Regions from separate parts of the Homo sapiens genome. Here region 2 is linked to region 1. A link is an interaction called in ENCODE POLR2A ChIA-PET data of the cell type or tissue named here. Cell type or tissue: A673. All regions are shown on one strand.

Evidence for each region. Peaks named below come from ENCODE experiments on the same cell type or tissue, not always from the same donor. Only the 100,000 strongest peaks of a DNase experiment are listed, where the experiment ranks them.
Region 2: POLR2A ChIA-PET joins it to region 1 with 10 read pairs; 1 of 35 experiments calls an interaction of 5 or more read pairs at or near these places.

What each region holds. Positions count from the first base shown.
Region 1 is chr7:76,231,551-76,239,550 of GRCh38, forward strand. It overlaps SRRM3 (serine/arginine repetitive matrix 3), which reads left to right. Exons shown (of 15, transcript NM_001110199.3): 2 at 3,478-3,749. The coding sequence starts at 3,517. Among named protein-coding and RNA genes, the nearest start is that of SRRM3, 34 kb to the left of the region's middle. RefSeq lists an enhancer at 3,493-3,552 and a silencer at 3,723-3,792. In A673, no CTCF peak of the experiment used is centred here; a DNase peak (open chromatin) is centred at 3,771; H3K4me3 peaks cover 500 bases.
Region 2 is chr7:75,626,035-75,634,034 of GRCh38, forward strand. All of the region lies in intron 1 of HIP1 (huntingtin interacting protein 1), which reads right to left. Among named protein-coding and RNA genes, the nearest start is that of HIP1, 110 kb to the right of the region's middle. RefSeq lists an enhancer at 5,110-5,610. In A673, no CTCF peak of the experiment used is centred here; a DNase peak (open chromatin) is centred at 2,147.

The sequences.
Region 1 (8,000 bases):
AGGGCTCTCACCCGCGCCTTCGCGCTCTCTCCACACCTTCAGCGCGCCTCTTGCATTGCCTGGTGCTGGGGTAGGCTCTAACGAGCCAGAATGAAAGGACGGTTCCCTCCCCTAAAAGGGCTCACAGTTTAGAATAGGAGTTACAAGCAAACAGCCAACTGAATCTCGGTATCTAAATATCGCATTTAAAAAGTGTGGACAAAAGATGCGGAAGCACAAAGAAGGAATGACTCATCCTTCCTGGAAGAGCGGAAGATTCCCAGAGGAGGTGATTTTTGGGCTGGGCCCTGAGGGATGAGTTGAAGTTCCCTAGGTGAAGAAAAGGGGAAACAGGACTCCAGCGGAGGGGAAACACATAGGCAAAGGCACAAAGGAGGAAGTAAGGGCATGCATTTGGGGGATGAGGACCAAGGCTAAGAGGCTGGGTGTTGGTTGCAGGATGGGGTGCAGCATGGGATGAAGTTGCAAGATAGCATTCGACAGAATGCAAAGGGGTCTTGCAGGCCGTATCAAGGACCATGCCATGTATTCCTCTCTCTTGCCTCCTGTTGTCACGTCTTTGTTCAGCCCCGGGCGCATTGAGCTTCACATGCACTAGGCGCTTAGCTGGAGCTAGGAGTTGAAAGCTAAGCTGCCCTCAGCCCAGGGGGAGCCAGACCTTTGAACCCACAGCAACAACAGCGAGAACTCTGGGAGGTAAGGCCAGGAGTGGTGGCTCATGCCTGTAATCCCAGCACTTTGGGAGGGCAGATCGCCTGAGGTCAGGAGTTCAAGACCAGCCTGGCCACGAGGAGGGCAGATCACTTGAGGTCAGAGTTCAAGACCAGCCTGGGCAACATGGTGAAACCCCATTTCTACTAAAAATACAAAAATTAGCCGGGCAAGGTGGCAGGCGCCTGTAATCCCAGCTACTCAGGAGGCTGAGGCGGGAGAATCACTTGAACCCAGGAGGTGGAGGTTGCAGTGAGTCAAGATTGCACCACTGCACTCCAGCCTGGGTGACAGAGTGAGACTCCTTCTCCAAAAAAAAAAAGAGCTCTGGGAGGGTGACACCAGCCAGAGGGGAAAGGAAGGCTTCCGGAAGGTGATAATGCCTATGAGCGGTGACTTTGAGGACAACTAGGAATGAAGAGTATCCCAGGAAAGGGCCTGGAGCCAAGAGAGGTAGAGGAGGATGTGTGTGGTGCGGAGTGGTGGAGACGGGGCTGGACCAGGAGGCAGGGCCATGTTACGGCTTTAAGCCAAGGTAACAAGAGTCACGGGAGGCTGCTAACCAGGGCATGACATGGTCTAATTTGCTCCTGGACCCGTCTGCCAAGTTGCCAATGGAGGATGAAGGTCTGGGAGCAGGGAGGCCAGGCAACCACAGAGAGGCAGTGGACCTGCATGGAGGGAGGAGCTTGGGTCCACGTGGTAACAGGGGAGGAGAGGAAGTGGATAAATGTGAGCGATGTTGAGAAGAAGGGATGGGGCTGGGCGCGGTGGCTCACGCCTGTAATCTCAGTACTTTGGGAGGCCAAAGTGGAAGGATTGTTTGAAGCCAGGAATTCAAGACCACCCTGGGCAAAATAACAAGAACGTGACTCTACAAAAAAAAATTCTTTGTTTTAATTAGCTGGGTATGGTGGCACATGCCTGTAGTTCCAGCTACTGGGGAGACTGAGGTGGGAGGATATCGCTTGAGCTCAGGAGTTCAAGGCTGCAGTGAGCTATGACTGTGCCACTGCACTCCAGCCTGGGTGATAGAGTGAGACCCTGTCTCAAAAAATGAACAAAGAAGAAGGGATGAGGGACCCAACTTGATGACAGGTGAACTGTTGTGGGTCAGGTCAATAGGGGTCTCCAAGCTCCACACATGTCCCTGGCTCAGATGACCAACAGATAGAGGGGTCACCCATGAGCCAAGCACTGCAGCCGAGGTGGGTGGGGAGCAGGGCACCCGGAGCTCTGTTTGGGGCATGGTGGGTGATTCTTGTGGAGTGTCCTGGGAAAACCCCTGGTGGAACTGGGGTATAGGGCTGGTCTCGGGACAGAGGCGGGAAGCCAGCAGGTGTGGGAGTGGAAAAGAGGGGTTAGAAGAACAGCTTTGGTCTCTGAGTCCCCAGGCACTCCCCTCTCCAGAAGACTCTGGCAGATGCTCCCAGGAACAGGTGGAAATCAGAGGCTCAGAGAGGGGTAGTGACATCTTCAGGGTCACACAGCAAGGAGTGGAGAAGCGCAGCCTAGAACCCATGCACTTGGGACTCAGGGGGAAGGACATATGAGAAGAGCTTATGTTTTCATCACCGCTGTTGCCTCCTGTCACTCTGTCCCCTTCAGAGCCTCCTGTAGCTGTCACAGTCCCTCTCTCTTCTCTGCCTTCCAGTTTCTGTGGCTCTGAACACTCCCACCCCCATCCCATCACTCTGAGGCCAGAGAGGGGAGGGTGTGTTGGGGGAGAAGTGTCACAGGGAAGGCCCGATCCAAGATGTCCAGGCATACCCAATCCCTTCTTTTCCTCCCTCCCTCCTTCCTTTCCCTCCCTCCCACCCCACTCCCTGGGAATGAGGCCTCCCTGTTGCTTAGCAACTAGCAGATCCTTGGAGAAAGGAAATGGAAATAGCTCAAGAGGTGCCTCCCCTCTGTTAAGATAGAAGTCCTTGGAGTGTGTGTGTGTGTGTGTGTGTGTGTGTGTCTGCTCTACTTTGGAGGGCCTAGCATGGAGTCAGGGATTCTTAGCTCCAAGCCAAGTTGACTCCCACCCCACCCCGAGCCTACAGGAGGACGTGGCTGCCTGGAAAGCTAATGTCAGTGTCAGCTTTGGTCACGTCATCAGAAGCAGTGTTTCCAGAACAAAGGAGGGGATAGTCTTGTGGGCCCAATCTGGGTGAGCCCCGCTTATCTGGAATGTTGGCTTTGGAGAAGTTGGCCAGATCAAACAGAGAGCTAAAATCTGCCTCTGGGGTGGGAATAGAGTAGGCTTCCATCTTCCCCTCTCTGTAGGGCTGCCCTGGGAGCAGACTGGGAGGTAGGAACACATGTAATCTGTGTGCCACTGGACAGAGCCAGGATAGTGGGCCTGGTGTGTGCGTAAACAGTTTCAACTGAGCCTAAAGGAGAAATATGACTGGGGAGTTAATGATGTGTGCAAGCGGGCGCTGGGATGTCTGGCCCAAGCATTCGTGCAAGCCAGAGAGGATGGTCCTCGGTAGTTCCTGGAGGTGACACGATTCCCAGCCAATGGCTCTTAGAGGCCATCCAGTCTGGCCTGCATCCACCCACCTTACAGATGGAAAAAGCCCAGTGTCCAACCCACTCGTGCCCTGAGGTGTGACCCAAAGGTGCAAACCAGCCGTCCGCTTCCCTCTGCACCAGGAAAGGAAGCGGATTAGAGCCATGAGTGTGCCCTTAAATCTCCAGGATTAACTCCAGCAGAGAGGAGCTTAACAGGTGGCGAAGAAGTGACCATCCCGCCTCGTGTCTGTGTCTGTCCCTCAGGGCCAGCGGCCCAGGCCAGCGGCTCCAGGGCCAGCCACGATGTCCTCCACCGTGAACAACGGGGCGGCCAGCATGCAGTCCACACCCGACGCCGCGAACGGCTTCCCGCAGCCCAGCTCCTCCTCGGGGACCTGGCCGCGGGCGGAAGAGGAGCTGCGCGCCGCGGAGCCGGGCCTGGTGAAGCGCGCGCACCGCGAGATCCTGGACCACGAGCGCAAGCGGCGGGTGGAGCTCAAGTGCATGGAGCTGCAGGAGATGATGGAGGAGCAGGGGTGAGCAGGCCGCGGGGCGGGACTGGGGTGGGGAGATAGGCGGGGCGAGGGTGGGAGAAGCGAGTGATGCTGCACGTGGGCGTGGCGAACGTCGTGGGCGGGGAGAAGGGCGGGGCTAGGGGCTATTAGGGCGGAGTCGGGCGACTGTGGGAACCCAAGAGCCTTGTCCAGACAAGAAGCCAGAGTTCAGACCAGTTGGGGTGAAGCCATGGCAAGTCCAGCTCATCTTTCATTTATGTATTAGGTTGTTGCAAAAGTAATCACGGTTTTTGCCATTACCTTTAATGGCAAAGTGATGGCTCACACCTGTGATTCCAGCACTTTGAAAGGCCGAGGCGAGCGGATTATTTGAGGTCAGGAATTCGAGATCAGCCTGCCTAACATGGTGAAACCCCGTCTCTATGAAAAATACAAAAAAAAATTTAGCTGGGCGCGGTGTCTTACACCTGTAATCCCAGAACTTTGGGGGGCCTAGGCAGGTGGATCACCTGAGGTCAGGAGTTTGAGATCAGCCTGGCCAACATGGTGAAAATCCGTCTCTACTAAAAATACAAAAATTAGCCAGGCGTGGTGACGCGTGCCTGTAATCCCAGCTACTCGGGAAGCTGAGGCAGGAGAATTTCTTGAACCCAGGAGGCGGAGGTTGCAGTGAGCCGAGATCCGGCCACTGCACTCCAGCCTGGGCAACAGATCGAGATTCTGTCTCAAAAAAAAAAAAAAAAAAAAAAAAAGGCCGGGCGCGGTGGCTCACGCCTGTAATCTCAGCACTTTGGGAGGCCGAGGCGGGTGGATCACAAGGTTGGGAATTCGAGACCAGCCTGACCAACATGGAGAAACCCCGTCTTTACTGAAAATACAAAATTAGCCTGGCGTAGTGGCACATGCCTGTAATCCCAGCTACTTGGGAGACTGAAGCAGGAGAATCGCTTGAACCGGGAGGTGGAGGTTGCAGTGAGCTGAGATCGAGACATTGCACTCCAGCCTGGGCAACAAGAGCAAAACTCCGTCTCAAAAAAAAAAAAAAAGAAAAGAAAGAAAGAAACTAGTGGGCTGGCTGCTGAAGGGGTCAAAGTCAGGAGCAGGGACTGCCCATCAGACTTGCACTGTCAGTGAGCTGAGAAATCGGAAATTCCCTACACGGGGTGGGGGGGCGGGGAGCTGGAGCCTGGAGCCACATGGGGCCAGACACAGCCTGTGTCCTTCAGTCCTTCCAAGCCACACCTTTGTCCACCCCAGGCCTCCTGGGCTCCCTTAGACAGGGGCCACCATCTCTGAGGAGCTTAGGAAGACCCCCAGGCTTAGGCAGAGACAGCGAGTTGCTGAAGGCCATCCGGAAGGCGGGGGGCCAAGGCGGAGCCAGGATCAAGAGCCCTGCTGGCTGCCAGGCAAGGCTGCTTGTAGGGAGAAGAAGGGGTAATGGGGACCTGATGCTCACCTCACCCAGAGGACCAGGTAGCGGGGAGGAGGCCCCTTGCAGAGAGGGATGGATGGATGGATGGCAGGATGCTGAGGACACACACAAAGGAGGTTCCAGCTGGCAAGGGAACATGTTGATGAGCTGTGGGTACCGGAAGAGGGAATGAGATCTCAAGGGGCAGGGGCAAGGAGGGGCGAGGTGGGGAGCATCTCCTACAGTGAGAACCTCAGGTCGTGAATTAAACCGGCAAATCCAGCCAGATTCGGTGGCTCACGGCTGTACCAGCTCACGTGGCTCCCGGCACTTTGGGAGGCCGAAGTGGGCAGATCGCTTGAGGTCAGGAGATCGAGACCAGCCTTGCCAACATGGTGAAACCCCATCTCTACTAGTAATACAAAAAAATTTAAAAGGCCAGGTGCGGTGGCTCACGCCTGCAATCACAGCACTATGGGAGGACAAGGCGGGCAGATCGTGAGGTCAGGAGATCGAGATCATCCTGGCAAACACAGTGAAACCCCATCGCTACTAAAAATACAAAAAATTAGCCGGGCATGGTGGCATGCACCTCTAGTCCCAGCTGCTCAGGAGGCTGAGGCAGGAGAATCGCTTGAACCCGGAGGCGGAGGTTGCACTGAGCTGAGATTGTGCCACTGCACTCCAGCCTGGGTGACAGAGCAAGACTCCGTCTCAAAATAAAAATAAAAATAAATTAGCCAGGCATGGTGACGAGCGCCTGTAGTCCCAGCTACTCGGGAGGCTGAAGCAGGAGAATCGCTTGAACCCGCGAAGCAGAGGTTGCAGTGAGCCAAGATTGCGCCACTGCACTTCAGCCTGAGCAACGGAGGGAGACTCCATCTCAAAACAAAACAAAAACAAACACACAAACAAAACCTGCAAATTCTGCGAAATTCTGTCTGGAGAGTCAAGGAGGGAGGGGAGTGTGGGCAGAGGACAAGAGGGTTGACAGGGACAGACAAGGTGTTCCCTGCACTTTCCTGCTCCTCCTCCTCCCAGAACTCCACCTCCTTGATGAACCCATCCCCATCCTCAGCCCCTCTCCCTTCACTAAGTCCCCTCCTCTTCTCTGTACTTTCCCATCCTGAAAGCCCTCCCCCTCAAAGACCTTCACCCTTTCAAGGAACCTTCCCTCACTGAGCCCCTCCCCAAGCAAAAGGTGATGGCATTTGGCCACGTCCTGGGTGTAAGACCCCCAGCATCAAGGATCCTTGCTTCCCTGGGAAGCACCCACTATGTCCCCACTTGCTCAGTCAGGGTCCCTTCCCCCACCCAAGCTCTCACTTGAGGTGGTCCTTATCCTGGAGCCACCTCTGAAAAACCAGCTCTTGAATGGCCCTCCCCCTGCCCTCCCCATCCTCAGCAGGGCATTTGATCATGGCAGGGACAGGCATTCTGAGACTCCCAAATCCAGGCTTCCAGCCCTATCTTGACCTTGAACAAGCCACGGTTTACTCACCTGGAAAATAGGGGCACCTGTGTTCTGGAGCTGTTCTGAGAGTCCTCCGTTGAAGACACACATGGGACTGCCCAGCCCCCAGCCAGTCCTCACAAAGTGCCAGCAAACACCAGGCACCCCTGCTCTTTTATCAAATCGAGTCATTAATATCCATTTCTAGAAACACTGGTTCAGTCCCGTTTATTTACCGGGTTCTCGGGCATTTGACAAATATTCACATCAGTCACAGGAACACACACTCTTTGGCCTCATTAAAAAGCAATCCTTTTCCTTAATATTGATGGCTGGCTGGCTAATCCACTGGTGATTGATGGCGTACTTGGAGTCACCTTCCCAGACAGCCTTGGCTTGCAGTCTGCAATCACCGCGGGGCGGGACGGAGCCTCCAGCCTTTCTGACGAGATGCTCCCACCCCAGCCCCCAGCATCCTCCCTGCCACCCTGTTTATCTTCTTGCCATGCCTCTTTTTTAGTTTGTTTGTTTCGTTTGAGATGGATTCTCGCTGTGTCACCCAGGCTGGAGTGCAGTGGCATGTTCTCTGCTCACTGCAACCTCTGCCTCCTGGGTTCAAGTGATTCTCCTGCCTCAGCCTCCTGAGTAGATGGGATTACAGGCACATGCCACCACACCTGGCTAATTTTTGTACTTTTTAGTAGAGACGGGGTTTCACCATGTTGGCCAGGCTGGTCTTGAACTCCTGACCTCAAGTAAGCCACCTGCCTTAGCCTCCCAAAATGCTGGGATTACAGGCATGAGCCACCATGCCCAGACGCCATGCCTCTTCTTGTAAGGACTTGGGTGAGGCGACAGAGCACAGCTCCATCCCTAGCTAGTCTTGGAGCTTTGTTTGTTTTTCCCTTAGGCGGAGTTTCACTCTTGTTGCCCAGGCTGGAGTGAAATGGCACGATCTCGGCTTACTGCAACCTCCACCTCCCAGGTTCAAGCCATTCTCCTGCCTCAGCCTTCCGAGTAGCTGGGACTATAGGAGCACGCCACCACACCCAGCTAATTCTTTGTATTTTTAGTAGAAACGGGGTTTCACCATGTTGGCCAGGCTGGTCTCGAACTCCTGACCTCAGATGATCCACCCACCTCGGCCTCCCAAAGTGCTGGGATTACAGGTGTGAACCACCGCACCCAGCCTAGGCTTGGAGTTTTGAGCCCTCCCTCCCCTCTCCCTGTTCTGTTTGCTCATCTATAAAATGGGAATCAAAAGGCTACCATTCCAGCCGCTGTGGCTCATGCCTATAATCCCAGCACTCTGGGAGGCTGAGGAGGGAGCACTTGAGCCCAGGAGTTTGAGACCAGCATGGCAACATAGTGAGCCCCCTGCCAATCCACCTACAAAAAAAAATTTTTT
Region 2 (8,000 bases), 610 kb before region 1:
AGGTTCTTGCCAGTCACTGAATCTGGTGGCGCTGTGATGTTGGACTTCCCAGCCCCCAGAACTGTGAGAAATAAGCTTCTATTGTTTATAGACCCAGTCTATGGTATTTTGTTATAGCAGCAAGAATGGACTAAGACCAGGGCCATGACCTGGAAGCCTAATTTATAGAGCCATAGGGCAGCCGCCCAAGGAAACTTCCCCTGTACTTACTACCCAGCTTGAAACACATTAGCAAAAAGAATTCTTGAAAGCTAAAACCTCAAAGCCTAAGTCCTTAAAGAGTAAGTAAGCCAATGGATACATATACTTAGGTGAATGCACAAGGATTTCACCCCAATAGTGGAAAATGTTATTAATAGAGGACAGATCACAATGAAATGATACATCGCCCCCTGGTCATCTGGAATTATAGTGATACTAACATTGACTGAATGATACATGTCAAGGCATTGGTCTAAACACTTTATATGTGGTAATTCATCTGCCCTCACCACAACCCGGTATGGAAGGTAATATGCCTATCCCCACTGTACAAGAGGGAAAGCCTGGCAAAGGGAGACCTCAGTAGCCCACCCAGGTAAGCACACAGTGGAAACTGGTTTTGAACCCATGAACCCAGAACCCATGGATGGCCTGGACCACTGTGATATATTATTTCTAGATCTCCAGCATGGTGAAAACAAAAATTAAAGTCTACAAAACCGTATTATGGTATGGCCCCATTTTGTTTAAATATGTGTGTATTTGTCTGTGTGTACATGCTTGTGTTTGATTGAATCAAATGAAAATTTGGCTGTTTTTGACTTATATAAAAGGCAATTTCATAAGGTTCAACCTAGTGCATGCACACAAACACACACACACACACACACACACACAGAAAAGTCTGTAAGAACCTACACTAAATTGTTAACAGTAGTTTTAGATGGTGGAAAAATATTTGATCTTTATTTTCTTTATACCTTTTCATATTTTCTGAAAAGTGGCAGAAGTTTAACATTTCTGTGGATTACCTGTTTCCTTACTGCTGGTGCTGATGACCTCAGCTATGTGGTATTAAAATGTACTCAGTGTGCAGGAGCCCCAGCCCGGCAAACTACAGCATCAGGGTCCAGTGCACTCAAGGCTATCTCTCCTCGGGGACAGAGAAGCCAAAGTGTGTACTTCAATGAAGCAAGTGCTTAGAACAGCACATGGCATATCAAGGGCACTCTATAAACCTTTTCCAAATAAATGAATGAATGGTCACTTTCTCCACCCCACTTCCTACACCACTTGGCAGAATCAATCATTCCTACTTAGTTTCTATAGGAGTTTCCTTAAATCTCTATAGAATAAAGAACCCAGTAACCTGCCCAGGTAAGTGGTAGAGACAGATTTTGAACCCCAGGACCCAAGGCCTTGACCACTCTGAAATACTGTTCCTAGATCAAAGTGAGGGGCCCTTTGAGATTTGACTTCTCTGAGCCTCAGTTTCTCCAGCTTGAACATGAAAATAGGAATCACACTTTTCTGAGAATTGCATGAGACACGGTGCTCTGTCACCTCCAGCCTTGTTCCAGTTGATGTTACTTGGGTAGGGCTGAGAGGGCCTTGTTTATTGTGGGTAGCATCAAGTCCACACCCAGGGCCATGGCCAGAGAACTGCCCATTTGACCTTGCCTCCCTTACTGGAGATTTGTTGGATATAAGAGGCAGCATCTTCCCTCCAACTACTAGAAAATCTGGCAGAAGTGGATGAGTGTTCAGTGCTCTGTAGACCCTCTGGCTGACGGCTGGATCCACAGTTGAGTAGACCTCAGGATGATGGTCAAGGGGAGCTGGGCACAGGGAAAGGGCCCTGAGGTTTAGACTCAGACAACTCTCAGCAATGAGCCATGAGCTAAATCTGGAGTCCAGGATTTCAGCCAGACTGTAAGCCAAGTACACACCATGAACAGGGGTTCCAGAGTTCCCTGGCAGCCAAGGAAAATCCCCTGCTAGGAATGAATGTGCTCACTCCTCTTTCACAATTCTTATCCAAGCATATTTAGAACAGTGCAGCCATTTCTGCATCTAACCCCATTTCCTGGATCATTTACCACCTTCCAACAGCCTACAAAATTTTCTCATTTACATTTATTGCTATTATCTATGACTCATCCCCTCAGTCCCTGCAGGAGCTCAGCTCCACAAGGCAGGAATCTTTGTTTGGTTCAGTGAAGTATCCCAAGTGCTTGGAACAGCACCTGGCATATGGAAGACACTCTATAAATCTTTTCTGAATAAATGAATAAATGAAATGTCACCTTCCCCACCCCACTTCCTGTACCATTTGGCAGAATTAGTCATCTTGCCTCTGAATGTCTATAGAACTTTCCTTAAATCTCTCATATTGTACCAATCACACTATTGTGATTATTAACATTAATCTAATATTATAATTTTATCTCCTGTACCTCTTTTTTTTTTTTTTTTTTTTTGAGACAGAGTCTTGCTCTGTCACCCAGGCCAGACTGTAGTGGCACAATCTCGGCTCACTCCAACCTCTGCCTCCCGGGTTCAAGTGATTCTCGTGCCTCAGCCTTCCAAGTAGCTGGGATTACAGGCACGTGCTGCCGCACCCGGCTAATTTTTGTATTTTTAGTAGAGACGGGGTTTCACCATGTTGGCTGAGCTGGTTTCAAATTCCTGACCTCAAGTGATCCACCTGCCTTGGCCTCCCAAAGGGCCGGGATTGCAGGTATGAGCCACTGCATGCGGCCTGTACCTCTTTTAAGGAAGAAGCCATCAAAGGATCACTTTCTCTCTTACATTATCTACACCTGGCATGAGGTCTGGGTGGGTCCTCAGTGTCTGCTGACTCAGGGGACAATCTTCACATATACAGGGCAAAAAAGACAATAGCCAGGACCCTGGTTGTAACCATTAGAAACATCCCTACCCAGCACTGGGGCTGGTGACATGATCTTGAGCTAGGGGGAGTAGGGAGGCAGTGATTTTGTAAGACTTCTTCCTAGCCTGAGAAAAATCCAGCAAGAAAAAGTTATTTTAGGTCCCAGAATACGAGGCTGAACTGAGTCCTCCAAAGAGAGGTTAAGATAGAAAGTTAATGAAATGTTCATTTCAAAAAAACTTTGCCCAACCCACGGTTTGCAACTCCCACACTTATCCTGGTACCAGTGAGAGCCATCTCCAGGCCCGGGTAGCAGTAGGCAGCGTAAACCCGTTGGCCAGAATAGCATATCCACGTCTGATTGTCAAGTGGAGGCAGCCCCGCTTACTGGCTCTACTAGAGACTTGCTGGTTATTTTTAACACAGGCCCTCACACCTGTGCCCACTCCTCCTCTCCATTCCTCTGGCCCCGCTCCTAACAAACCTACTCAACATTCATTCCCCAGGGTTGTATGTTCAGCCTGTGTGCAGCACCTCTCTCTCAACTGGAATGTCTTCTTTTGTCTTTTAATCATTCATGCATTCAGCACCCATTGTGCATCCTGTATTTCCTTCAATTGCGGCTCCCCCGCTTTTCTTTTTTTTTTTTTTGAGATGGAGTCTTGCTCTGTCGCCCAGGCTGCAGTGCAGTGCTGCAATCTTGGCTCACTGCAACCTCCGCCTCCCAGGTTCAGGCGATTCTCGTGCCTCAGCCTCCTGAATAGCTGGGATTACAGGCGTGAGCCACCACGCCCAGCTAATTTTGTATTTTTAGTAGAGACGGGTTTTCTCCATGTTGGTCAGGATGGTCTCAAACTCCCGACCTCAGGTGATCCTCCCGCCTCGGCCTCCCAAATTGCTGGAATTATAGGTGTGAGCCACTGCGCCCGGCCTGCTCCCCTTCTTAAAGCACAGCTCTTCCAGGTATCACTGAGGTGTAAAAAGATTCAGCTTTGGGAGGCCAAGTTGGGAGGCCGAGGCAGGAGTATTGCTTGAGGCCAGCAGTTCAAAACCAGCCAGGGAAACATAGCAAAATCCTGTCTCTGCAAAAAAGTTAAAAATTGCTGGGCATGGTGGCATGCACCTGTAGTCCCAGCTACTTGGGAGGCTGAGGTGGGAGGATCACCTGAGCCTGGGAGGTTGAGGCTGCAGTGAACTGGAACTGGAATTGCACCACTGCATTCCAGCCTCAGGGATAGAGTGAGACCTTCTCTCTGAAAAGGAAAAAAAGCCAGCACAGTGGCTCATGCCTATAATCTCAGCACTTTGGGAGACCAAGGCGGGCATATCTCTTGAGCTCAGGGATTCAAGACAAGCCTAGGCAACAAGGTGAAACTCCGTCTCTACAAAACATACAAAAATCAGCCAGGTATGGTGGTGTGCACCTGTAGTCCCAACTACTCGGGAGGCTGAGGTGGGAGAATCACTTGAGCCTGAGAGGTTTGAGGCTGCAGTGAGCTGTGACTACACCACTGCACTCCAGCATGGAGGATAGACCGAGATCCACCTCAAAAAAAAAAAAAAAAAAAGATTTGTGTTCTGTATCCTGGAAACTTTGTTAGCCCACAGAGATAGGGAGTGTGCCTACTTTTCAAGCATCGACCAGAGGTAGTTTCTGAACAAATCCTGTGGTTTCATGACCTTACCCTTTTAGCGTGCCTGAAATACCCTTATTTTCCTCCTTCCAGGGGATCTTCTTCCCCTCTGTCCCCAGTTTTCTTAATGATACCCTTCCTTAAGTTGCCGGCTGGTTAACCCCACCTTCTCCAGGCTGACACATGCCCCATCCTTTGTGCATTGCACCACATGTATTGCAACTACTAACAGGTCTGATTGCCCCGGCAGACTGAGCTCACCCAGCAGTGATCATTCTGCAAGAAGCAATGCTCCCCTCTTTCCCTGAAGTTTTCAGATTTTATTTGTAGCCTAAATGAAAGAGCAAACATATTTCTAATGATAGCCATGGTTTACTAAGCCCCTCCTATGTGCCAAGTACTGTATTTTGTATTTTATCTTATTTTTTTAGACAGGGTCCTGCTCTGTCACCCAGGCTGGAGTGCAGTGGTGCAATCACATCTCACTGCAGCCTTGAACTCTTGGGCTCAAGTGATCCACCTGCCTCAGCTGGGAGGATCCCTAGTAGCTGAGACCACAGGCTCATGCGACCAAACCCAGATAATTTGTTTTTTAAATTTTTTTTTTTTTAGTAGAGATAGGATCTTGCTATTTTTCCCAGGCTGGTCTTGAACTCCTGGGCTCAAGTGATCCTCCCGCCTTAGCCTCCCAAAGCACTGGGATTACAGGCATAAGCCACCATGCCTGGCTTGTGTCAAGTACTTTAAGTGAGCATCTTGACAGTGCTGCAAGTCTGCAGACACCAACCTGCCTTAGAAGCGAGGAAACAGTATGAGGAGATCAACTAACTTGTCTACGATCTGAGAGTCGGCAAGTGGTAGCAACGGGACCTTAGCCTCTGTGATTCCAAAGCCCAGGCTCAGCATCTGGAGCAGCCTCAGGATGCAGACGAGCCTCCCTTAATCCTCTGTGCACAGGGGACAGGGCTGTGGAGTCTGGCTGGGATCCCACTCACTCAACCATTCCCATTTACAAATATGCCTCCCACCCTGACCCCTCTCTACCTGCCCACAGGAACCTCCTCCAAATTAAAGATGCATTAGGACTTTAGGGAATCTAAAGGACACATGGGGAATTTATTTATTTTTTCTTGAATGACCCATGGATTAATTTATTTGGGGCTCCGGAGCAGGGGGAATCTTCTCCGATTATGGAAACCTTTGGCTCAGGGGCAGGTGTGAGACTACGTGCCTGTCCTGGGTTTGAACTGGGACCTCTCTGGGCAAGAAGGGAGACAAAGGTGGAGGGGAAACAGCACTTGGACTTGAGCTTCAAGAAACTCACCCAGCTGCGCGTGTGTTGTGGGGGAGATTGGAGTAGGGGAAAGACGGCAGGAAATGGGGAAGTGGGAGGGAGAGATAGTGTGATGGGGGCAGAAAAGCACTGTGGGAGGGGCTGTCTTAAAACCCATGTTTGCATCTGGACTTAGCCCCTGACCAGAAGTGCAACTCGGAGGGGCCTCCGAAGACAGGTGCTCGTAGGACACTAAATCCTGCTTCACAAGGCCGCTGTGAGGAAGAAAATAATCCAGGTGAGATTGTTCTGTCAATTGCAAATGTCTATTGATGCGTGGTCGCCCTTGGTGCATTTCAAGGAAATCTCTCTTTCAACTCTGTAAGCCTTTTCGACAGACAAGGACTCAGCCATCCTCAGCCCTGGATCCTTTCATATCTTAACGTCCTCACCCAGGGGCCTACGTAAAAAGGGGGTATTCAGTATGTGAGTGAATTGAATGGAACCTCATCTTGGTGAGATAAAATCTTAGTGATCAGTGACGATGAAAGATAGTAATCCACAAATGGTAAACCAAAAATTCTTTTCTCCTAAGCAATTTTTTTTAGAGAAAAGGTCTCACTCTGCCACCCAGGCTGGAGTGCAGTGGTGTTATCATAGCTCACGGCAGCCCTGACCTTTTGGGCTCAGCCTCCCGAGTAGCTGAGATTACAGGCGCACACCACCATGCCTGGCTAATTTTTTCTTTTTTTTTTTTTTTTTGTAGAGACAGGGTCTCACTATGTTGCCCAGGCTGGTCTCAAACTCTTAGGCTCAAGCGATCCTCCTGCCTCAACCTCCCAAAGTGCTGGGATTACAGGTGTGAGCCACTGTGCCTGGCCAATTTCCATTCTTTACAAATTACCAGGTCTCAGATATTGTTAAAGCAGCGCAAATGGACTATGCAACTGACCGTAGTAAAAAACACATTTTACTGTGGTACACATACACCATGGAATACTCTGCAGCCATAAAAAGGAACAAGATTATGTCCTTTGCAGGGACATGGATGGAGCTGGAAGCTGTTATCCTCAGCAAAATGACACAGGAACAGAAAACGAAACACCGCATGTTCTCACTTATAAGTAGGACCTGAGTGATGAGAACACATGGACACGTGGCAGGGAATAATGCACACTGGGGTCTGTCAGAGGGTGGGGAGGGAGAGCATCAGGAGGAATATCTAATGGATGTTGGGCTTAACACGTAGGTGATGGGTTGATCTGTGCAGCAAACCAGCATGGCACGTGTTTACCTATGTCACAGACCTGCACATGTACCCCTGAACTTAAAAGTTGAAGAAAAAAAAAATACATTTTACAGGGCCACCCAGTACTTACTCATGTGCATGCATAAGATACAACCAAAATCAGTTTCATGATCTAATGCTTACCCTCTCACATGGAATATACCTGGATGTTTTCTCATCTATTTCACTCGTGTTTTTATTTTTTTGAGATGGTCTCTTGCTCTGTTGCCCAGGCTGGAGTGCAGTGGTGCGATCTCAGCTTACTGCAACCTCTGCTTCCCGGGTTCAAGCAATTCTCCTGCCTCAGCCTCCCGAGCAGCTGGGATTACAGGCGTGTGCTGCCTCACCTGGCTAATTTTTGTATTTTTAGTAGAGATGGGTTTCACCATGTTAGCCAGACTGGTCTCTAACTCCTGACCTTAGTTGATCCTCCCGCCTTGGCCTCTCAAAGTGCTGGGATTACAAGCGTGAGCCACCGCGCACCTGGCCTATTTCACTCTTTCATATGCTGGCTGAAACCCACTAAATGGATTTTGTGGCCCAGGGCTGAAAACGCTGCTCTGTTTGCTGGGCAGGTCACCCATCAGTCCTTGGCATCATTTTGCACAGCGATCTCTCCAGTTGGGCATTTAACTTCTACCACATCCCTCCTCCAACCCAGCAAATACATGTGATACCAGCAGCAACAACAGGTTGACCAGAAGTCTTTTCCGCTCTGCCATCAATATCATTTACTCAGAACATCTGAAATACCTTCTTTCCACCCCTCTCATCGGCCTGCTGGGTAAGTCAGGTGTCTCAAATTTGAGGAAGCAGTGAGATTCAGGAAGAAACTCCTGAATTTTAAAAACAGCTATAGGGCTATAGGGAGCAGGGCACAGTGGCTCACACCTGTAATCCCAGCAATTTGGGAGGCTGAGGTGGGAGAAT